Linked DNA regions of Homo sapiens: all the other regions are linked to region 3. The links are chromatin contacts, found by Hi-C in ENCODE. All regions are on one chromosome and are shown on one strand. The core of a region is the stretch at or near the end of the contact, and the rest is flanking DNA. Distances in the headings are between cores, read along the strand shown. Region 1 overlaps LPIN1 (lipin 1). Region 2 has its middle 16 kb from the start of LINC00570. Region 3 has its middle 28 kb from the start of GREB1.

What was found. A loop is a pair of places that touch in the nucleus more often than their neighbours do. Pooled maps may share reads with other maps.
Region 1: a loop to region 3 is called in a map with no recorded cell type, with 2.0 times the contacts of the local background. The contact joins two enhancer-like sites. A Hi-C loop is called at or near these places in 7 of 37 single-sample maps with no recorded cell type and 4 of 50 pooled maps.
Region 2: a pooled map shows a loop between it and region 3 (2.1-fold over the local background). The contact joins two enhancer-like sites. A Hi-C loop is called at or near these places in 3 of 37 single-sample maps with no recorded cell type and 3 of 50 pooled maps.

The regions. Positions count from the first base shown.
Region 1 is chr2:11,752,497-11,755,246 of GRCh38, reverse strand. All of the region lies in intron 1 of LPIN1 (lipin 1), which reads right to left. Among named protein-coding and RNA genes, the nearest start is that of LPIN1, 7.2 kb to the right of the region's middle. RefSeq lists an enhancer at 1,243-1,452. Within about 2 kb of position 1,311, at least 27 of the 41 ENCODE cell types and tissues checked have a DNase peak (open chromatin) inside an H3K27ac peak, as active enhancers do.
Region 2 is chr2:11,376,762-11,379,461 of GRCh38, reverse strand. No RefSeq gene overlaps it. Among named protein-coding and RNA genes, the nearest start is that of LINC00570, 16 kb to the left of the region's middle. RefSeq lists an enhancer at 1,052-1,261. Within about 2 kb of position 1,286, at least 11 of the 41 ENCODE cell types and tissues checked have a DNase peak (open chromatin) inside an H3K27ac peak, as active enhancers do.
Region 3 is chr2:11,504,862-11,507,561 of GRCh38, reverse strand. It overlaps a transcript of GREB1 not described here. Among named protein-coding and RNA genes, the nearest start is that of GREB1, 28 kb to the left of the region's middle. Within about 2 kb of position 1,266, at least 5 of the 41 ENCODE cell types and tissues checked have a DNase peak (open chromatin) inside an H3K27ac peak, as active enhancers do.

The DNA.
Region 1 (2,750 bases), core at 62-2,561, 250 kb before region 3:
GCCTGTAATCCCAGCACTTTGGGAGGCTGAGGCGGGCGGATCACGAGGTCAGGAGATCGAGACCATCCTGGCTAACATGGTGAAACCCCGTCTCTGCTAAAAATACAAAAAAGATTAGCCGGGCATGGTGGCGGGCGCCTGTAGTCCCAGCTACTTGGGAGGCTGAGGCAGGAGAATGGCGTGAACCCGGGAGGCAGAGCTTGCAGTGAGCCGAGATCGTGCCACTGCACTCCAGCCTGGGTGACTCCGTCTCAAAAAAAAAAAAAAAAATTAGAAGAAATGAAGAAGACAGCAGGAATTGTTCTCTGCCAGAGCATAAATTTCACAAGACAATGCTCCCAAACAAAATTCACTGCAAACAGTTTAAATAAACAGCTGTGACACCTAAGGGTAAGACTGAAAAGCAGAAATGACACAAAATTGGGGGTCGGAAGGCCTGGCTGTGAGTGTTAACTTCTGGCATTTACCAGCTATGTGTGTGGGAGCAGGGTATTAACACAATGGCTCTGACTGAGCCCACCAGGCTGTCATCCTCAGTGGTCAACACAACGACTAGTTTGGAAAGGTCTTTGCTCCTGGACAACACATGCAAAATCTTATTATTGTCATGACCTCCCATAGGAGGTGGCTACAGAAGCAAGGCTCAGGGTTGGCCCTGGATGTGACACCTTCAAAACTGCTCTCACCCGCAGCATCACCACTCCCTGACAGAGCCTCTCAGAAGGTAAAGTCAAAAGCCATTGTTCAAAACCTTCCCTACAACCCTTAAGGACTTAGAAAGGCCGAAACACCCTCCTGGGTTCAGTCTGTGATTGAAGACTTCTCTGGCACTTGCTCAGCTCCGAGTGATTCATCATTTCCTGGAGAGAAGCTACCCAAAACCCACTCACTGCCCAGAGAGCAAACACGATCTGTCACATCTGCCCTCACGGCAGGTGCTTAAAGGGCACCTGTGGGCTTAAGGCACATCCAAGGAGCCTGGTGATTCAAAAGCCAACCTAATATCACTCTGGGATGGGGTGCCCCTTATCTGTGTTCCTGTTATCAGCAGGAAATTACAGCTCTCAGATACAGACCTGGCTGCTGCTCGTGGGGCCAACGGATCATGTCAGGACAACTAAATGACCACCCCTGGCACCCTTCCTCTAGGGAAGGCACTGTCGGCTCCCCAGCTGGGCTTGACAGGGACGATTTTGGGGCTTCCTGCTCACTGCCCTAGCCGCCCTCCTCTGAGCACACTACAGTCAGTGTCTCAGCACCTGGGGACTCTATCTGTGGTCCGCCCAGCACTGGATAAAGTCACAAACATCACGCTGTTACTGGTGTTCGCCGAGATCACATCCACCTTGGAGGTTTACAAGACAAATGAGGATTTTCATCCAAAGCATTTAAAAACACAAAAAGCTTCTAGGAAGTGCCCAAAATGGTATCATGACTAATAAGACTTGCATGAAAATGAAATTGATTTATAAATAGTGTTAGCTTCCTCCTGTAATTTACACTTACGGCAAAGAGGAAGTCTTTTCAGAGCATTGTGGACTGATACTTAACGGCGGTTGATAAGGGTGATGAATTACCTGTGACAAAAGAGGAAGTCTGGCTCAGACTCAGGGTGATACAGGGAAAGGAACACAGACAGAAAGTCAGGCCACCTGGGCAGCAGCCCACGCCCTGCTGTAACTGGCACACACTTATAGGCAGCTGCTGCCCTCTGCCAGGTCTGGATTGACTGAGTCCACCAGCGTCCCTGTGGTTAAACTGTCCTGGCCAGAGTGCCTTGAGGAGCTTCTTAAACAGAAGAGCACAGCTCTGCATCCATCACTACCTGCTGGGAAATTGGGGACTTTCTTGGCATGCCAGGGTTCGTGAGACATTCCCGTCCAAAATACAAAAACTCACTAGAAAAGCTGGAGATGCTTTAAAAGGCCTGCAGGTCAGAGGCCCTGCAAGTCAGAGGCCTTTTAAAGGTCTTTCAATACTTCCTGACAAAAGTGATGAAAGAGCAAAAACAGCCAGCCCTGGGGTCCCGCCACCAAAGCCCTGCCTGTGTTAGGCAGGTGGGAAATTTTGCAGCTCTTGCAGTGAGCTTCCAGGGTGGCAAAGTGGCAGGCGTCTCCTCCTCCAGCACACCCCCACCCTGCTCATCCCCCTCCTTGCCCAGGGACAGGAGGGCGTTCCCATAATTAAGCTCATCTGTAGAACTCCAGCACACAGCAGACGCTCCAAAGCATTCACGACCGCAATTTCATACAGTTCCAGAAAGGACAGCACTGCGGACACTGTCAGGATGAGGTGACAGAGGTCACATGGTTTCTTGCCTCACGATTAAATTAGAAAATTCCACATTTATTCCAAAATTGGCAGAATCCATCTCCAGGCTTCACAAATTGCCAAGAAACGCTGCTTTCTTGGAACTGCCAAAATTCAAAACCCCTGCCACAGCTTTCCTAACCCCACAATTTTTGCCAACACCAGCCACCTCTAGAAGATTAAGGTCAGTTTAAAATGGCCTTGGAGGCCGGGCGCGGTGGCTCACGCCTGTAATCCCAGCACTTTGGGAGGCCGAGGCGGGCGGATCACGAGGTCAGGAGATCGAGACCATCCCGGCTAAAACGGTGAAACCCCGTCTCTACTAAAAATACAAAAAATTAGCCGGGCGTAGTGGCGGGCGCCTGTAGTCCCAGCTACTTGGGAGGCTGAGGCAGGAGAATGGCGTGAACCCGGGAGGCGGAGCTTGCAGTGAGCCGAGA
Region 2 (2,700 bases), core at 37-2,536, 130 kb after region 3:
CTAGGCTGCAGTGATGCCATGATGTAGCCATGATGACGTGTAGCCATGATGACGCCACTGCACTCCAGCGTGGGTGACAGAGCAAGACCCTGTCTCAATGATCACTGATTTCCTAAAGCTCCTTTAATTCCTGCTGGTAATACATGGTTACCGTATGCCAGAGCTGAACAAAACAAGGCATGGTGGGGGGCTCCCAACAGCCCAGGGTGTGGCCCAGCCTCAGTAAGAGAAGCAACCTTTCTGGAAGCTTCCAGTCAATGCCAGGCTTCTCTCTCTCCTGCCCATGGCATTTCGAACTCCCACTGTACAACAGATCAATTAGGGTCCCTTGCATCCTGTAGAGATCTCTGTACTGAGGGCCAGAGCCATGTCTGACTTGTCCTTGTCCCCATGGCCTCCTGCAGGCTCTGGGGCACAGCAGATGCCCAGTCAATGTTTACTGAACAAAGGAGGTGGTGAGGGACTCAGTGAGCCTGGCTTAGGCTGTACGCACAGGGCAGGGAGTGAGGTGGGTCCCCTGCCTCCCTTCCCAGAGCTCAGCCACTAGGCAGTGACAGGAGGCATCTATGGGTGAAAGGGAGCAGGCAAGAACCTCACCGCTGCCTGCCTGAATTCTTGTTTATTAAGGGTCTGATCTGGGCCCAGCACCTTTCATATAGTATCTCATTTAGTCTTCTCCTTGGCCCAAATGTGGTGAGAAAACGAGGCTCAGAGAGGCAAAATAGCTTGCCCGGGGTTGTATACGGTTAAGAAGCTCTGCAGGGGCTCATTCTGACTCGAATGGGCCCTCGTTCTGCTTTTAAGGAGAAGGAGCCAGCCTGAACCAGGTAGCCCCTGCTGAGTCCCCACAGGCCCACCGAGACCCTCCCTCATCAGAGGACTGAGAGGAAAGTTCCCAGGAAGTCCAGTGGCTATTTTAGGGGAAGGGACGGGCCATTTATCACAGCAGACAACATTCCCACTTGCTGCTACAACAAACATGGCTATTTCAGAGACTTCAGGCTGGAAAAAGCCCAGGGAGGAAGGGCAGCTTAGCCCGGTTTCGTTTTTGTGAATAAGAGAATGACAGCCATAGAAATAAGGCTGACAGTTCCGAGAGCGTTGGAAAGGGAAACATTTGTGCTTCATCACTCAACCCAGAAACTCTGGCAGAGTTCTAATCTCTGATGGACTCTGTCTGCTTAAAGGCAAAAAAATAATAACCATGAGTGGAGTGGGGAGCATTTCATCGCGTGACACATCAAACACCACCCTTCGCCCCGAGATGACGTCCGAGCCTGCAGAAGCCCTCTCTGTGTGGCTCCAAACACTGAGCATGATTAAATGGGTCATAAATGTTTGCAACCTGGCTGCAAAGGAGGGGAACAAACCGTTCTCCAGGGAGGTTGGAGGCCAGGCCCCTCCTAATCAGAAGGTGATTTTGGCTTTCAACAGGCCAAGGTTTCATACCTTACCACATTTTCTCACTTCCTTAAATGTTCTTTCTCTAATAATTCTGTTTTGTTGTTTGTTTGTTTTGAGACAGTCTCCTGTCTTGGCCCCCCGAGTAGCTGGGATTACAGGTGTGTGCCACCATGCCTAGCTAATTTTTGTATGTTTAGTAGAGACAGGGTTTCACCATGTTGGCCAGGCTGTTCTCGAACTCCTGACCTCAAGTGATCTGCCCACCTCAGCCTCCCAAAGTGCTGGAATTACAGGCATGAGCCACTGCGCCCGGCCTTTCTCTAATAATTCTAAATGTGGGCCACAATCAGGCATTCAACAAATGTTACTGAGCATTGGCCGGGGCAACATGGGGGCAGTCAACCCAGGAGGTCCAAGGAAGTTCCTGGACCTGGGGAAGCTAAATGGATAGGAATTCCCCAAGATGACCTGCCAGACAGTGGGGTCTTGGGTCTTGATGACTAGACCTTCATTAAAAAAATGTTTTTTAAAAACATTTTTTCTTAGAGACAAATTTTTTAAAAACATTTTTTCTTTCTCATTCTGTCGCCCAGGCGGGAGTGCAGTGGTGTGATTACAGCTCACTGCAACCTTAAACTGCTGGACTCAAGCCACTCTCCTGCCTCAGCCTCCCTCGTAGCTGGGACTACAGGCACTCACCACTGCACCTGACTATTTTTTAAAAGTTTTTGTAGAGACGGGGTATCATTATGTTGCCCCGGCTGGTCTTGAAGTCCTGGCCTCAAGTGATCCTCCCGCCTGCGCCTCCCAAAGTGCTGGGATTACAGGCATGAGCCACGTGCCCAGTCCCGAGACCTTCATTTTTCTAAAAAAATTTTTTAAATATTCTTTTAAAGTAAATGTCCTGTGGCATCCGGCCAGCTACAGTTGCACTGAAAAGAAACACAAGATGTACCTGCCTCTCCCCAGAGGCTCTGGTTGCACGGAGGTTCAGGGGAAGGCAGACAGGGAGGAGGGGCTGCTGTTGACCTGCGTTCCCTGCTCTGATCTCTCGCTTATTCCTTTGCAAATCTCTTCTGAGCCATTGCGCCATCTGAGCTTCATAACGGCCTTGTGAAGAGAAACCATGAGATACAGAACAAAAGCAAAGGCTTCCTGTAGAGAAGCCATAGGGCTTTGAGATAAAACTGAACCTATTTTTTACCAAGGTTTATTGTTTCTCTTTCTCAAGTACTGTACCATTGTTTTTTAATAACAGCTTTATTAAGCTATAGTTCACATACTATAAAATGTCCC
Region 3 (2,700 bases), core at 17-2,516:
TACAGTTTGCATGTTCACTCTTGGTTTCTTGATACCAAATATAAATTACCTGATCTAGTGCCTGCATCAGAGTAGGCAGTCACTACAGGGCCACTTTTGATGCTATTATTATTATGTTGCCATTATTGTTTTTCGGTTTATGGTTTTTTTTTTTTTTTGGAGTCTTGCTCTGTTGCCCAGGCTGGAGTGCAGTGGCGCAATCTCCACTCACTATAACCTCTGCCTCCCGGGTTCAAGCAATTCTCCTGCCTCAGCCTCCCGAGTAGCTGGGATTATAGGCACCTGCCACCACGCCTGGCTCAGTTTTGTATTTTTAGTAGAGATGGGGTTTCGCCACGTTGGCCAGGCTGGTCTGAAACTCCTGACCTCAGGTGATCCGCCTGCCTTGGCCTCCCAGAGTGCTGGGATTACAGGCGTGAGCCACCTGTTACTGTTGTTATTACTATAATTAATCATGAAAAAATACCAATGCTTGTGATATCATCTACCAAGAAAACTGGTATATAGAGAAGGATTATTTCTGTTTTAATTTCTTTGTATAATAAGTTATTGATTATCTTGTAATTCTATATCAAAATCAGCAATATTCTTTGATTGCTTCACACAAAATATAAAGGGATGTAACACATGTTGTATTTAACGTGGGTGGAACCTTGATCCTGAAAGTTCTGAAAAACAAAGTGTGATATCCACAGTACAGTGCAGTCTGCCACTGCACACTGCAGTGTGTGTGCAGTATCAGGGACTGGAAGTTGGCTCCTCCCCAGGATGGAGAGTCCAGAGCTCAGGGTTCCACGCTGCTCTGCTGCTCCAACTCTGGTCATTCTGCCAGTTCCCAAGCCTCCCCAAGCTTCCATGATCTCATCCCTAGCACACATCACATTTTAGCATAATGAACTTTCAAGACATGAAGGAAGGGAAGACGGGACTGTATGATCATTTCTAACTAATTTGGGGAAATCCACCTCTAATTCCTAACCAACTCCAAAGGCAGATGGTCTAATAGAAAATAATAAATACACCAACTAAATCTCCACTCTTTTCCCCTGGCCACCTAGGTTTCTCATCACCTAATGAACAAAATGCCCACTGGTCTGGGTATGCTAAGGCCTGCCAAGGAGATCATGGGGAGAGAAGCTCTGATTCCTGGGCCTCAGGTGCTCTTACCATTGGCCTCCCTGAAGAAAAGGTGTCACTGGTTCCCCTCAGGCTATGGCCACAAGCCCAGTCCCCAGATAAACCATTTGACCCTGGCTCAGCTGCATGGTAACTACCTGTTGGCACATTACCAAACCACGCTTCTCAAGGACAGGAAATTCCAGCATCTATACTCAACCAAGAACACATGAGATGATTTGCTGTGACTAGAAACATTACTCCCAGACCACAGAGAATGTTAGGCCCGTGAGCACGGGGACCATGTGCACTGGGCTCACAGGTCTGTTCTTGGTGCCTGACATACTGCAGGTGCTCAATAAATATTTGTTGTAGCAATAAACAAACGCAACAGGCTTTGATACCCAGCCCTGTCGCTCCTTCACTGTAGAACCATTAGTAAATTGCTCTGCCTCTCTGCACCCTGCATCACAACTGAGAGTTCGCCGATGTTAAACATTATCCTTTTTCCTGATTTAATATTTATTTACAGCATGCCTTACTACTGCTTTACTTCCAAAGTCCGTTTACAAGTTAGTTTGAACACTTTTTTTTTTCCCAAAACAGGGTCTTGCTCTGTTTCCCAGGCTGGAGTGCAGTGGTGTGATCACAGCTCACTGCACCCTCGTTCTCCTGGGCTCAAGCAATCCTCCCATCTCAGCCTCCCCAGTAGTTGGTACTACAAGTACCCATCACCACGCCCGGCTAATTTTTTGTTTTTATTTTTTGTAAAGACCAGGTATCCCTATGTTGGCCAGGCTGGTCTCAAACTCCTGACCTCAGGTGATCCTCCTGCCTTGGCCTCCCAAAGCATGGGGTTACAGGCGTTAGCCACTGTACCCAGCCTGAACACTTTCATTGTTTTTATAATTTAATGATTTATTATTATTGAATTCCTCACATCCCTGAGGATGTGGGACAAACTCTCAGGGAAGTATAGAAGAGCTGGAGAGAACTGCTTGTGTGAAAGACTCTAGCTCTGTCCAGAGGACCAGTGGCTGGAGAGACAGGAAGGAGCTGGCAGGCACCATGACAGAATGTGCTCTCCACCCCAAGAGCATGCAGAGCCATTAGGAGACATTTTAAGCAAAGGAGAAGCATGATCAAGTGCAGGCTGGGAAACTGACTTACACTCCCCTCGCCGCAGTCCCCATCTCGGTAGAATGTGATGACACCTGCCAGGCACGGTGGCTCATGCCTTAATCCCAGCACTTTGGGAGGCCGAGGCAGGTGGATCACTTGAGGTTAGGAGTTCAAGACCAGCCTGGCCAACATGGTGAAACCCCGTCTCTACTAAAAATGCAAAAATTAGCTGGGCATGGTTGCATGCTCCTGTAGTCCCAACTACTTAGGAGGCTGAGGCAAGAGAATCACTTGAACCTGGGAGATGGAGGATGCAGTGAGCTGAGATGGCGTCACTGCACTCCAGCCTGGCAACAGAGCAAGACTCTATCTCAAAAAATAAAATTAAATTAAATGAAAAGAATGTGATCACACCTATCTTGCAAGGCAGTTGTTACTCAGAGCCAATAAGGTGGCCCAAAG